2 separate regions of the Homo sapiens genome follow, and region 1 is linked to region 2. A link is an interaction called in ENCODE POLR2A ChIA-PET data of the cell type or tissue named here. Cell type or tissue: PC-9. All regions are shown on one strand.

The links. Peaks named below come from ENCODE experiments on the same cell type or tissue, not always from the same donor. Only the 100,000 strongest peaks of a DNase experiment are listed, where the experiment ranks them.
Region 1: POLR2A ChIA-PET joins it to region 2 with 5 read pairs; 2 of 35 experiments call an interaction of 5 or more read pairs at or near these places.

What each region holds. Positions count from the first base shown.
Region 1 is chr12:131,390,296-131,398,295 of GRCh38, reverse strand. No RefSeq gene overlaps it. Among named protein-coding and RNA genes, the nearest start is that of LINC02370, 47 kb to the right of the region's middle. RefSeq lists a silencer at 6,500-6,649. In PC-9, no CTCF peak of the experiment used is centred here; no DNase peak of the experiment used is centred here; H3K27me3 peaks cover 2,192 bases.
Region 2 is chr12:131,868,346-131,876,345 of GRCh38, reverse strand. No RefSeq gene overlaps it. Among named protein-coding and RNA genes, the nearest start is that of ULK1, 22 kb to the left of the region's middle. RefSeq lists an enhancer at 7,926-8,000. In PC-9, no CTCF peak of the experiment used is centred here; DNase peaks (open chromatin) are centred at 3,985 and 6,155; H3K4me3 peaks cover 365 bases; H3K27ac peaks cover 2,790 bases.

The DNA of each region.
Region 1 (8,000 bases), 480 kb after region 2:
TTTAAGAAGTGACCTGATTTTTCCTGAAAGCATACAGTTATATGAGCTCACAGAGATGGTTTGAAATTGGAACGTATGTTTAAAAGAAAAGCAGAGCATAAAAGTTTGGAAAATTTACAGCCTGACCGTGTGATATAAAAGAAAAACCCATTTCTGGGGGAGAAATTCCAACTGGTTGCAGAAATTTGCATAAGTAAGGAGAAGCCGAATGTCTTAGAATCACTAAGGCAATGGGGAAAATGTCTCCAGAGAATGTCAGAGATCTTCAAGACAGCCCCTCCCATCATGGGCCCAGAGGCCTAGGAGGGTAAAATGTTTTTTTGGGCTGGGCCCAGGGCCCCATTGCCGTGTGCAGCCTCAGGACATGGTGTCCTCTGTCCCAGACACTCCAGCTCCAGCTGTGCCTAAAAGAGGCCAAGGTACAGCTCAGACTATTCCTTCAGAGAGTGCAAGCCCCAACCAAGCCTTGGCAATTTCCACATGATGTTGGGCCGATGGGTGCACAGAAGACAAGAGCTGAGCTTTGGGAACCTCCATCTAGATTTCAGAGTATGTATGGAAATGCCTGGATGTCCAGGCAGAAGTCTGCTGCATGGGTGGAGCCCTCATAGAGAATCTCTGCTATGGCAGTGCAGAAGGGAAATGTGGAGTTGGAGCCGCCACACAGAGTCCCCACTGGGGCATTGCCTAGTGGAGCTGTGAGAAGAGGGTTACCATCCTCCAGATCCCAGAATGGTAGATCCACTGACAGCTTGCACTGTGCACTTGGAAAAGCCACAGGCACTCAATGCCAGCTTGTGAAAGCAGCTGTGGGGGCTTTACCCTGCAGAGCCACAGGGACAGAGCTGCCCAAGGCTGTGGGAGCCCACCACTTGCATCAGTGTGCCCTGGATGTGAGACATGGAGCCAAAGGAGATTTTGGAGCTTCAAGATTTCAGGCAGGCTTCCAACTTGCATGGGCCTGTGGCCCCTTTGTTTTGGCCAATTTCTCCCATATGGAATGGGAACATTTACCCTATGCCTGTACCTGCATTGTATCTTGGAAGTAACTAACTTGCTTTTGATTTTACAGGCTCATAGGTGAAAGGGACTTGCCTTGTCTCAGATGAGACTTTGGACTTGGACTTTTGAGTTAATGCTGCAATGAGTTAAGATTTTGGGGAACTGCTGAGAAGGCGTAATTGGTTTTGAAATGTGAAAGGAGGTTGGGCGTGGTGGCTCATGCCTGTAATCCCAGCACTTTCAGAGACTGAGGCAGGTGGGTCATTTGAAGTCAGGAGTTTGAGATCAGCCTGGCCAACATGGTGAAACCCTGTCTCTACTAAAAATACAAAAATTAGCTGGGCATGGTGGTGGGCACATGTAATCCCAGATACTTGGGAGGCTGAGGCAAGAGAATTGCTTGAGCCTGGGAGGCGGAGGTTGCAGTGAGCAGAGATCATGGCATTGTGCTCCAGCCTGGGTGACAGAGTGAGACTCTGTCTCAAATTTTAAAAAATGATAGGGTTTGGCTGTGTCCCCACCCAAATCTCATCTCAAATTGTAATCCCCATGTATCGAAGGAGGTACCTGGTGGGAGGTGATTGGATCATGGGGATGGTTTCCCCCACGCTGTTCTTGTGATAGTGAGTGAGTTCTCACAGGAGCTGATGGTTTTAAAGTGTGGCACTTCCTCACTGTCTCTTGCCTGATGCCATGTAGGACATGCCTTGCTTCCCCTTTACCTTCTGCCATGATTGTAAATTTCCTGAGGCCTCCCAAGTCATGCAGAACTGTGAGTCAAACCACCTGTCTTTATAAATTACCCAATCTGAGGCAGTATCTTTATAGCAGTGTGAAAACAGGCTAACAAAATCATCACCATCATCCCATCACCATTACCATCATCAGCATCATTATCACCACCAACATCATTATCATCACCATCATCCCATCATCATCATCACCATTATCATTATAACCATCACCATCACCAACATCCTCCCGTCATCACATTACCATCATCATCACCATCATTGCCACCATCATCCCATCACCATGAGCATAATCATCACCACCACCACCATCATCACCATCATTCCATCATCATCATAATCCCATCATCATCCTATTATCATCACCACCACCACCATTGCCACCATCATCACCATGATCATGATCATACCATCATTGTCATCATCATCACCACCACCACCATCATTATCATCAACATCATCACCATCACCATTATCATCACCACCACCACCATCATCACCATCACCATCATCACATCACCATCATTATCACCATCACCATCATCATCATCATCACCATCATCACATCACCATCATCATCACCATCATCATCATCACCATCATCATCATCATCACCATCATCATCATCATCACATCACAATCATCATCATGATCACCATCATCACCATCATCATCATGATCAGCATCATATCACCATCACCATCACCATCATCATCACCATCACCATCATCACATCACCATCATCACCATCACCATCACCATCATCATCACCATCATCATCATCACCATCATCACCATCACCATCACCATCATCACCATCACCATCATCATCACCATCATCATCTTCACCATCATCACCATCACCATCATCACCATCACCATCACCATCATCATCACCATCATCACCATCATCATCACCATCATCATCACCATCATCATCATCACCATCATCACATCACCATCACCATCATCATCATCATCATCATCACATCACCATCATCATCACCATCATCGCCGTCATCATCACCATCATCACATTATCATCACGATCACCATCACCATCGTGATCACCATCATCACCGTCATCATCACCATCATCACATCATCATCACAATCACCATCATCATCATCATCACCATCATCACATCACCATCACCATCACCATCATCACCATCATCATCACCATCCCTCCATCACAGGACCATAAGCTCAGTGTGACCTGTGAGCTGTTAGTTGACTCTTCTCAGCATCTGGATCTGTGTCTGGCACATAGGATACAGGTAGGGTATTTATTGAATGAACATGGGAGTTATAAAATGAGTACCTGGGCAAATATCCAGGTTGCGGTGGAATTCTGCTGCAGTGCCAGCATTACAGGGAATAGACAACTAATTGCTGGAGCCTGACATTACAGGATCAAAAATAAAAACCACCCTTCTGCCCACTCTGGATGCTCTTCTTGCCTGGCCTTCACTCCCGGCACCCTCTGAGTCACGCGGGGCTCCCTGCAGCCTCATTGATTAAATGCCCAGACACATCTCCTGATGGATTTTGTATCAATACATCCTGCCCTGGAAGCAGGCTTGGGCAGGAAAGCTCACTAAATAAAGACATCCAGTGACGGGTTTGTGAGCCTGGGCGCAGGGAGGCAGCGGAGGGAGCTTCCAACTCATCAACCGAGGCCAGAGGAGGCCAAGCAGGAGGTGTGGGGGGCTGAAGCGTGCGCTGGTTCTGAGTTAGAGAAGCCTAGCTCAGAAAGCTGCCTGAAGGGTCTGCTGGGCACGAACGTGAGAGCTGATTCTGGTGAGGAGACCTGAGGCCTCTCAGAACTTCAAAGGAGGCTGGAAAGGTCAGTCAAGCACTGAGTTTCCATCCTGTCTGCCTGGAGAGGGCCAGGAAGAAGAGGTGGGGAGGACTTTGGGGTGGCTGTCCACAGTGCCTGGCAACCAGGACATCAGACAACATTGTTCATACAATTTAGTCCTCTGGGTTACAGTAGGAATTTGCTTATCTAATATCAGTAATATTTTACTAAACCAGATCAAGAAAAATGTCTATATCTCATTCATGCTTCCAATAAAAAATTATCACTAAAAAACGCTACTTATGCCTTTCTTTGATGTGTGTTTGTTAAATTGTTAATATCCTTGCACATCGTGCACCCTGGCAAATGATACAGATCTTTCCTCAGGATTCTCTTCTTTGGATTTTGAAAGTTCAGTGTGGGGGTTTCACGTATTCCCAGGGGCTGGTCTCCTCCGGCACTCAGTTCCCAATCTTTCATTCATTTCTTCAACTCACACGGCTGGCTTTCATTCTGCTCAGGGAACACCAGGAGTTGGGAGGGAGCTTTGCTCTTGATTTTCAAAAGGAAGGTGGGGAGAGAGGGAGACAGAGAGAGAGAAGGAGACAGAAAGGAAACTGGGTTTTCCTTGGGGGAACATAGGTACTGTGGGAAAAGTGCAGCTGAATATTCTGCTCTTGGCCTTGAGAGATTCATAATGCTGAACTGGGAGCTATAAGATTCGTGCCAGGCAGGTTCCCCATCTGCAAATCAGATGAATTGGCCAAGACGGACAGGGAACTGCAGGTTGCAGAGAAAGCCAGAGAGAAGGGACTTATACTGCGATCCTGAGCTGGGTGAAAAGGTGGGGTGATCTGATGAGACAGGGGCCGTGGCTCTTCCCAGGTGGAGCTCCATATCACACCCACACCAACCCTCCACATCACACCACACCCACCCTCCACATCACACCACACCCACCCTCCACATCACACCAACCCACCCTCCATATCACACCACACCCACCCTCCACATCACACCACACCCACCCTCCACATCACACCAACCCACCCTCCATATCACACCCACACCCACCCTCCACATCACACCCACCCACCCTCCACATCACACCAACCCACCCTCCACATCACAAAACACCCAACCTCCACATCACACCACACCCACCCTCCACATCAAACCCACCCACCCACCACATCACACCACACCCACCCTCCACATCACACCACACCCACCCTCCACATCACACCACACCCACCCTCCACATCACACCACACGCACCCTCCACATCACACCACACCCACCCTCCACATCACACCCACCCTCCATATCAAACGACACCCACCCTCCATATCACACCACACCCACCCTCCACATCACACCACACCCACCCTCCATATCACACCACACCCACCCTCCACATCACACCACACCCACCCTCCACATCACACCACACCCACCCTCCACATCACACCACACCCACCCTCCACATCACACCAACCCACCCTCCACATCACACCCACACCCACCCTCCACATCACACCCACACCCACCCTCCACATCACACCACACCCACCCTCCACATCACACCACACCCACCCTCCACATCGCACCACACCCACCCTCCATATGACACCACACCCACCCTCCACATCACACCACACCCACCCTCCACATCACACCACACCCACCCCCCATATCACACAAACCCACCCTCCACATCACACCACACCCACCCTCCACATCACACCACACCCACCCTCCATATCACACCCACACCCACCCTCCACATCACACCACACCCACCCTCCACATCACACCAACCCACCCTCCACATCACACCACACCCACCCTCCACATCACACCCACACCCACCCTCCACATCACACCACACCCACCCTCCACATCACACCACACCCACCCTCCACATCACACCAACCCACCCTCCACATCACACCACACCCACCCTCCACATCACACCACACCCACCCTCCATATCACACCCACACCCACCCTCCACATCACACCCACACCCACCCTGCACATCACACCACACCCACCCTCCACATCACACCCACACCCACCCTGCACATCACACCACACCCACCCTCCACATCACACCACACCCACCCTCCACATCACACCACACCCACCCTCCACATCACACCACACCCACCCTCCACATCACACCCACACCCACCCTCCACATCACACCCACACCCACCCTCCATATCACACCACGTCCACCCCCCATGCCCTGGCACCTGAGACAGCGGGTGGGCTGGGCAGTGTGACTCTGACTGATGGATGCTGCTGGTCGTTCTCCACGTGCTGCCTCTTAGTCCTGGTCTCTGACCTGGAGACAGAACATATAGGGGCTGCGGCCCAGAGATGCCTCTAATCGTTTCTGTTGAGTTTGGCCAAGGGAGGCCCTAGTTGGAGATTGGGAGAGGAGGAGGTGGAAGCTGGTGGCTGTCCCCAGCCCTTCCTGCTGTATCTGTGGTTCCAGCAGCATCCATCCCTTCATGGCCAGGACACCCCCTCCTTCCCTGTCCTGGAGCCTAAAGGAGGGGCGCCTCCTGCCCTTGCTAGTCCTGTGGATACCCACATCCTTTTAGGATCTCTGTTCCCTGGCCACTGTTCTGAGAGCAACCTCATTACACCATTCCTTGTGAAACACTTGGGCCATTTCTGCTTCCTGCAGGGTTCTGCCTGCTGCCTGGAGGAAACTGCACCGACGGAGACACGAGGAATTGACTGTTGAGGGATCCACCCCTGGGGAGAGGGAGACTCATGGCAGATCGCACTGACTCCCAGACCCAGGGAGCCTCCCTCTGCACACCTGGGCGTGTGGTCTGGGGTCACCCTTGCCCCTGGTTCCCAATGCCTCCTCTGCCCAATGCCATTCCCTCTTCTCCCCTAGAAATGGACTCAGAACTGCCTGAAACTGCAAACAGAGCTCCCAGAGCACCAGACAGGCACTCACAGTAGCAAGGGCACAGCTCAGGGAGCAATGCACCATTGTGGGGAAGACTCTGCAGGGACAGGGCAGACCCGAGTCCCGTTGGGTCCCAGCCCTGGCCGCCTGCCCTGCATTGGAGGTTCCCAAAGCGGCAAGACACGGACACCCCCGGGAATGTGGGAAAGGCAGCCTCCATCTCAGCGTCCGGCTCTGGACAGGGATGAACAAACATGTGCATCCAAAGCCCTCCCCTCCCCCGCCAAGCTGTTTCTAAGGCAGGTGGTCTGCAAGCCACCCCTGGGGAACATGTCCCCGGCCACACCAGGGCCACACCTCAATACCTCCTTCCTGGGACAGAGCTGGGAAGATCTCCAGGGCTGGTAGGGAAGAGCGTGGGCCCAGGAGCCGTTTGTCACCTGGGTCATTACGAGGAGGTGGCGGCATTCCTTGGTAATATATGGTGAATGCCCCAGGAATTTATAGGTGGCAAGGACAGCTATCAGCACAGGTAATTTTCCTCTTGCCATCATATTAACTGGGAGCGCTTAATATTAACTGGGGCCATTAAATGGCCATGTAAAAGTCACAGCCGTCGCTGGGAAGGACAGTGTCCTCACCCGCCCGTGTGCTCTGGAAGGCAAAGCAGAACATGATCTATGGTGGAAGGCAGGCTGAGCTCCCCACTGTTACTAAATTATCGGCTTGACGGTGAGCGCAAGCATTGAATTATTAAACACAGAAATGCTGGCCCCATTTAAGCAGACTTCCTGTAAACTCGGTGCCGGGGAAAAAGGTCACAGCAGAAACTTTGTGTATAGATGAAAAGAAACCTACACAGAGACCTGGCCCAGTGGTCAGATGCCGCAGCCGGAGGCATAGGGGGAGGGAGCCTGTCTGTCCCTGGTGCCGGGAAGGGCACGAGGTGGTGCAGAGCCAAGAATACCAGCTGCCCAGACTTCCCAGTGGAGCTTTTTCCCGGGTCAGCCTTTGTTCTTCCTATGAGGTTTGAAGACATTAAGGAGCAGCTGTCCAAAGCAGAAGGCAAAAACAGACGTTCATTCCAGAGCTGCCCATAGAAATCCTCTGTTTGCCCATTTCTGCCCTGAAGAAAGTGACCTCCAGCCTCCCACACCTGCGTGGACCTCTCCAGGGTCCTGAAAACATCCAGGGCTAGAGCTGCAGACAGCTCCCCATGCTCAGGGAATCCAGCTGTGTTACTAAGCTCCTAGGGTGTGTAAGGCCACCTGCAGACACCTGCAGATAAATGAGACAGAGCTGCCTCTGCTCTCAAGAGGGAGCTCATGAGTGAAGGAGGTAGAAACAGAATTACGAAAGTCCCGAGTAATCATCTCTGAATCCCATATAGAGGTTCACGATGCACACGTGTTTACACACCTGATGCAGGATTCATCCAAGGCAGGGACTTGAACCGGGCCCTGAAAGGTAGGCATGAGTCACAATCCAAGCAGGACATAGATGGCAC
Region 2 (8,000 bases):
ACCCCAAGGGGTCAGGGATAGCCCCCATCTATTTCGACAGACATTAGCCCAACTTGAGCCAGTTCTCATACCTGGACACCGTTGTCCTTCGGTGCTTGGATGATTTACTTTTAGCCACCCTTTCAGAAACCTTGTGCCATCAAGCCACCCAAGCGCTTTTTTTTTTTTTTTTTGAGACGGAGTCTTTCTCTGTCACCCAGGCTGGAGTGCAGTGGCGTGATCTCAGCTCACCGCAAGCACCGCCTCCCAAGTTCACGTCATTCTCCTGCCTCAGCCTCCCAAGTAGCTGGGACTATAGGCACCTGCCACCATGCCTGGCTAATTTTTTTGTATTTTTAGTAGAGACGGGGTTTCACCGTGTTAGCCAGGATGGTCTCAATCTCCTGATCTTGTGATCTGCCTGCCTCAGCCTCCCAAAGTGCTGGGATTACAGGCGTGAGCCACCACACCCGGCCCCACCCAAGCGCTCTTAAATTTCTTCACCGCCTGTGGCTACAAGGTTTCCAAACCAAAGGCTCAGCTCTGCTCACAGCATGTTAAATACTTAGCGCTAAAATTATCCAAAGGCACCAGGGCCCTCCGTGAGAAACGTACGCAGCCTCTACTGGCTTATCCTCATCCCAAAACACCAAAGCAACTAAGAGGGTTCTTGGCATAACAGGCTTCCACCAAATATGGATTCCCAGGTACAGTGAAATAGCCAGGCCATTAGATACACTAAATAAGAAAACTCAGAAAGCCAATACCCATTTAGTAAGATGGACGCCTGAAGCAGAAGCAGCTTTCTGGGCCCTAAAGAAGGCCCTAACCCAAGCCCCAGTGTTAAGCTTGCCAATAAGCTTATATGTTTCTTTATATGTCACAGAAAAAACAGGAATAGCTCTAGGAGTCCTTACACAGATCCGAGGGACCAGCTTGCAACCCGTGGCATACCTGAGTAAGGAAATTGATGTAGTGGCAAAGGGTTGGCCTCATTGTTTACGGGTAGTGGCAGCAGTAGCAATCTTAGTATCTGAAGCAGTTAAAATAATACAGGGAAGAGATCTTACTGTGTGGACATCTCATGATGTGAATGGCATACTCACTGCTAAAGGAGACTTATGGCTGTCAGACAACCGTTTACTTAAATATCAGGCTCTATTACTTGAAGGGCCAGTGTATGACTGTGCACTTGTGCAACTCTTAACCCAGCCACATTTCTTCCAGACAATGAAGAAAAGATAGAACATAACTGTCAACAAGTAATTGCTCAAACTTGTGCCGCTCGAGGGGACCTTCTAGAGGTTCCCTTGACTGATCCCGACCTCAACTTGTATACAGATGGAAGTTCCTTTGTAGAAAAAGGACTTCAAAAAGCGGGGTATGCAGTGGTCAGTGATAATGGAATACTTAAAAGTAATCCCCTCACTCCAGGAACTAGCGCTCAGCTGGCAGAACTAATAGCCCTCACTCGGGCTCTAGAATTAGGAGAAGGAAAAAGGGTAAATATATATACAGACTCTAAGTATGCTTACCCAGTCCTCCATGCCCACACAGCAATATGGAGAGAAAGGGAATTCCTAACTTCCGAGGGAACACCTATCAAACATCAGGAAGCCATTAGGAGATTATTATTGGCTGTACAGAAACCTAAAGAGGTAGCAGTCTTACACTGCTGGGGTCATCGGAAAGGAAAGGGAAATAGAAGGGAACCACCACGCAGATATTGAAGCCAAAAGAGCCGCAAGGCGGGACCTTCCATTAGAAATGCTTGTAGAAGGACCCCTAGTATGGGGTAATCCCCTCCGGGAAACCAAGCCCTAGTACTCAGCAGGAGAAATACAATGGAGAACCTCAGGAGGACATAATTTCCTCCCCTCAGGATGGCTAGCCACCAAAGAAGGGAAAATACTTTTGCCTGCAGCTAACCAATGGAAATTACTTAAAACCCTTCACCCCACCTTCCACTTAGGCATTGATAGCACCCATCAGATGGCCAAATCATTATTTACTGGACCAGGCCTTTTCAAAACTATCAAGCAGATAGTCAGGGCCTGTGAATTGTGCCAATGAAGTAATCCCCTACATTACAGGCCATACATTTTAATCCCTGTATCTTTAACCTCCTTGTTAAGTTTGTCTCTTCCAGAACTGAAGCTGTAAAACTACAAATCGTTCTTCAAATAGAGCCTCAGATGCAGTCCATGACTAAGATCCACCACAGACCCCTGGATCGGCCTGCTAGCCCATGCTCCAATGTTGATGACATTGAAGACACCCCTCCTGAGGAAATCTCAACTGCACAACCCCTACTATGCCCCAGTTCAGCAGGAAGCAGTTACAGTGGTCGTCGGCCAACCTCCCCAACAGCACTTGGGTTTTCCTGTTGAGAGGGGGGACTGAGAGATAGGACTAGCTGGATTTCCTAGGCCGACTAAGAACCCCTAAGCTTAGCTGGGAAGGTGACCGCATCCACCTTTAAACACGGGGCTTGCAACTTAGCTCACACCCACCCCGTCAGGTAGTAAAGAGAGCTCACTAAAATGCTAATTAGGCTAAAATAGGAAGTAAAGAAATAGCCAATCATCTATCACCTGAGAGCACAGGGGGAGGGACAATGATCGGGATACAAACCCAGGCATTCGAGCCGGCAACGGCAACGGCAACTCCCTTTGGGTCCCCTCCCATTTTATGGGAGCTCTGTTTTCACTCTATGAAATCTTCCAACTGCACACTCTTCTGCTCTGTGTTTGTTACAGCTCGAGCTGAGCTTTTGCTTGCCATCCACCACTGCTGCTTGCTGCCATCGCAGGCCCGCCGCTGACTTCCACCCCTCTGGATCCGGCAGGGTGTCGGCTGTGCTCCTGATCCGGCGAGGCGCCCATTGCCGCCCCCGATCGGGCTAAAGGCTCGGCATCATTCCCGCACGGCTAAGTGCCCGGTTCTTCCTAATCGAGCTGAACACTAGTCACTGGGTTCCACGGTTCTCTTCCGTGACCCACGGCTTCTAAGAGAGCTGTAACACTCACCCCATGGCCCAAGATTCCATTCCTTGGAATCCGTGAGGCCAAGAACCCCAGGTCAGAGAACAAGAGGCTTGCCGTCATCTTGGAAACAGCCCACCACCATCTTGGGAGCTCTAAGCACAAGGACCCCAACCCCACCCCCCCGTAGCAATATGACGTATGACACCACTTATATGAGATGCCCAGAACAGGCAAATCCACAGAGATAGGAAGTGAGGCCGGGTGCAGTGGCGCATGCCTGTGATCCCTGCACTTTGGGAGGCCAAGGCAGGAGGATCGCTTGAGCTCAGGAGTTTGAGCCTGCAGTGAGCCATGCCTGCACCACTGTGCTCCAGCTTGGGAAAAAAAGTGAGGCCCTGTCTAAAAAAGTAATAATGAAAATTAAAATAAAGTGGTTGTCAGGGCCTGGGGGGCAGCGCTTAAGGAGTGACTGCGAATGGGTGTGCAATATCCTTTTGGGTGATGAAACGTTTCGGAGCTGGCGTAAGGAGGTGGTTGCACAGCACTGTGCACTGCGGCTGTGTTGTGCACTTCATAATGTTTGATTTTGTGTCATGTGAGTCTCACTGAAATAAAAAAGGACGTGAGGAGGGGGAAGAAGGGAAAGGGGAGGACAAGAGCACAAAGGGTGCATAGGAAGCTTTTGCTAAAGTCACTTTTCCTGAACACCATTGCCCGGTAGTGTGGGAGTCCCGCCAGCCTCTCCACCAGGCCCGGGTGAGGGTGGGACGGAGGAGGCTGGGAGCTGTGGCCAGTGTGGCCTGAAGACAGTGGGAGACAGGAACTGCTAGGGCCAGGGACCCAAGCTTTATCCAGCATCTTCCCAGCCCAGAGAGCTCCAGCCCTTGAACTTCAGCAGCTCCCAATGAGGCCCGAGCTGGCCAGGAGCCTGCAGCCGGCCAGACTGGTTCCTGCAGAGGCCCTTAGAGTGCCCCAGGGACTTTGCAGCTTGCCTGTGACTCAGCCTGACACAAGCGGTAGCCGGCCCCATGATGGGACAGACAGGTCACCAGCCTCACAGCACGTCTGGAAGGCAGGCAGAGCCGCCACAGGCAGGAGAATCCTTGCAGGGCTGAGTCAGGGCCGGGGCAGGCTCCTGCTCCCCACGCCTCTGCTCTCCAACGTGGAATCCTCCAACATCCTCAATGCCCTGGTTCCACCAAGTAGGCGGGCAAACCTGCCCTCCCCGAATCTGCCCATCTCTGTAAATGGTGCAGTTCTACCCAAGGCCCAACACCCAGGTGAGTCTCCTGAGCTCACGCCCTCCCTCCTCCCCAACATCCAGCCCAAATGTCCATCTCCTTCACCTCCCTTCCCTAGTCCTGCCCTCCTGTCTCCATCCCCCGATCACTGCGTCTGAGCCCCTGTCATCTCTGACCTGCACCAACCCCAGACCCCTAATGGGGGCAGCCCCTTCTTTCCTCCCCATCCCCTGCACCTGGCAGCCGCGGGGCCTTTGCACTGACAGGCTCTTTGCCACTGGAGAACACGCCCTCTCAAGGCTCTCCCTGATGCCCCCTAGTCAAGTGCTGACACCAGGGGTCCATGGACCAAGGTTGGCTGCAAGGTTGGCCACTGGGTGCCTGTGAACGTGCCTGGGGGGTCACCTCTTCCTTTTTGCTAACCTCCAGCAGAAATGTAGTATTTCCTTCACTGATCCTCCCCAGGCATCATCCAAAAAAGGATACCTTGGTAGCACAACCACTGGGTTTTTTTGGTTTTTTTTTTTGAGACGGAGTCTCACTCTGTTGCCCAGGCTGGAGTGCAGTGGTGCAATCTCTGCTCACTGCAAGCTCCGCCTCCTGCGTTCACGCCCTTCTCCTGCCTCGGCCTCCCTAGTAGCTGGGACTACAGGCGCCCGCCACCACGCCCGGCTAATTTTTTTGTATTTTTAGTAGACACGGGGTTTCACCGTGTTAGGATGGTCTCGATCTCCTGACCTCGTGATCCACCCACCTCGGCCTCCCAAAGTGCTGGGATTACAGGCGTGAGCCAGCACACCCGGCCACACTGTTGGATTTAAAAACCATGGCCGGGCCCAGCGGCTCACATCTGTAACTCCAGCACTTGGGAGGTCGAGACAGGAGGATTGTTTGAGCCCGGGAGTTCAAAATCATCCTGGACAACATAGGGAAACCCCATCTCTACAAATAATTAAAAAATTAGCCTGCTGTGGTGGTGCTTCTGTGGTCCCAGCTACTTGGGAGGCCGAGGCAGGAGGATCGCCTGAGCCTGGGAGGTCGAGGCTGCAGTGAGCTGTGATCACACCACCGCATTCCAGTCTGGGTGACAGAGTAAGACCCTGTCAAAAAAAAAAAATCAATTTATGATGTTCATAGCAGTACTATTCATAATAGTAAAAAACTAGAAAAGAGGCGGGCATAGTGATGGGCACCTGTAATCCCAGTGCTTTGAGAGGCTGAGGCAGGAGGATTGTTTGAGCCCAGGAGTTTGAGACCAGCCTGGGCAATGTAGTAAGAACCTGTCTCTGCACAAAACAGAGAACTAGCCTGGAATGGTGGGGTGCACCTGTAGTCCTAGCTACTCAGGAGGCTGAGATGGGAGGATCACTTGAGCCTGGGAGGTGGAGGCTGCAGTGAGCTGTGATCCTGCTGCTGCACTCCAGCCTGGGCAACAGACTGAGACCCTGTCTAAAAAAAAAAAAAAGGTGGAAAGATCCCAATCCTCAGTTATATTTTTCTGCAGTGGAGTATTATGCAGCAGCAAGAAAAATGCATGGGCCAGATGGAGTGGCTCATGGCTGGGCATGGTGGCTCACGCCTGTAATACCAGCACTTTGGGAGGCCAGGAGGGTGGATCATTTGAGGTCAGGAGTATGAGACCAGCTTGACCAACATGGTGAAACCCTGTCTCTACTAAAAATACAAAAATTAGCCGGGCACGGTGGTGTGTGCCTGTAATCCCAGCTACTCAGGAGGCTGAGGCAGGAGAATTGCTTGAACCCGGGAGGCAGAAGTTGTAGTGAGCTGACATCACGCCACTGCACTCCAGCCTGGTGACAGAGCGAGACTCCGTCTCTAAATAAATAAATAAATAAATGCATGAATAACAGCTTCCTGCAATCACAGGATGCTTCTGAGGTGACATCATGCTGAGTGGGAAAAAGTGAACCCAGGAGATGGCAGTGGGTGTGACATCCTTTTTACAAAGTTAAAAACAATTAAAAACTAAACACGACACCGTGATGCACCTGTGATGGATACGTGTGGCATGCCCCTAGGGCTAAACCTTCAACACAGGAAGGCAAGGGACGGCAGCACAAATCAAGGACAGTGGCCGCCTGGGGAGGGAGCGAGGGTTTAGAAGGCGCAGAGGCAGATGGCAGCCATGGTTAACATCGAGTGGGCTGCTGAACCCACGGATTTTCATTATGCTACAAATCAAACAAGTCCAGGCAGTGGGGCGCGGTGGCTCACGCCTGGAATCCCAGCACTTTGGGAGGCTGAGGCGGGCGGATCACTTGAGGTCAGGAGTTTGAGACCAGCCTGGTCAACATGGTGAAATACTGACTCTACCAAAAATACAAAAATTAGCCGGGTGTGGTAGCCTGTAATCCCAGCTACTTGGGAGTCTGAGGCAGGAGAATCACTTGAACCCGGGAGGTGGAGGTTGCAGTGAGCCGAGATCGCGCCATTGCACCCCAGCCTGGGCGACAGAGCAAGACTTTGTCACACAGAAAAAAAAAAAAAAAGAAAAGCAGCCCAGGCTGATGCTGAGAGTGTGCCCAGAACCAGGATTTACATCCATCCAAGGGATGCACCTGAAGTTTGGTTCCAGTGAATTGTTTTTTTCCAAGGAACAATTTGTATAACCATATGGAGACATTTTTGTTTTCTGATACACTGCAGACTTGGAAAAGGAAGGTCACCGGTCACACATCCTATGGCTGTGTTGACGTGAAATATCTAGAATACCTACATCCATAGAGACACAAAGATAAGTGGCTGCCAGGGCCTGCGGGGTGACAGTGACCAGGTTTCTTTCTTTCTTTTTTTTTTTTTTGAGACGGAGTCTCGCTCTGTCCCCCAGGCTGGAGTGCAGTGGCGCGATCTCGGCTCACTGCAAGCTCCGCCTCCCGGGTTCACGCCATTCTCCTGCCTCAGCCTCCCGAGTAGCTGGGACTACAGGCACCCACCACCATGCCCGGCTAATTTTTTGTATTTTTAGTAGAGACGAGGTTTCACTGTGTTAGCCAGGATGGTCTAGATCTCCTGACCTCGTGATCTGCCCGCCTCGGTCTCCCAAAGTGCTGGGATTACAGGCGTGAGCCACCGCGCCTGGCCGACAGTTACCAGCTTTCTTTTCCGGCGCATTTTGAACTAGATCGAGGTGGTGATCGTGAAACACACTGAATGCGCTCGGTGCCACTGAGTTGGATGCTTAAAATGGGTAATTTTATATTATGTGAATCTCACCTAAAAAAACAGAAGGATTTTGAGGAGGGGTGGGGGAATCTGACTGTGGGCTCTGAGATGGGAGACCTCACTCACTGCTGGGGGGTACAGAGAATGTGCACAAGAAAGGGAGGCTGGGGGGAGCTCACACGTGGGCCTGGCAGAGCTGGGGTTCCCGGCAGTGGCCCTTGCCCACCTGCTGTGCCGCCCCTGCAGGGACCTGGGATGTGGTCCAGCCTTGGGGAAGGGGGCAGTGGCGGATCCCAGCCTTCTGAGGTGGGGGCGGGGGGACTCCTGCTCCGGGATCGGGCCAGGCTGTGTCTGGGCGGCCACACCCAGCGCACCTGCTCCTCACACCTGTGGGCATCCCGGGCCGGCTCCCCCTGTCTTTCCCACTGTGGGCCGTGAGGCCTGGGCCACTTCCCTTTGCCCTTCTCACACCGCTGCCCTCCTGGTGGATTGGGCCGTGGCACCAGCGTGCATCCAGCCTTCCCACCGCTGGCCTGTGGGTATCCTGCCCTTCCTGCAGGAGCCAGCCTGGCCTCAGCACCCCGTGGAGGGTGCAGGCGTCCCGGGCTGC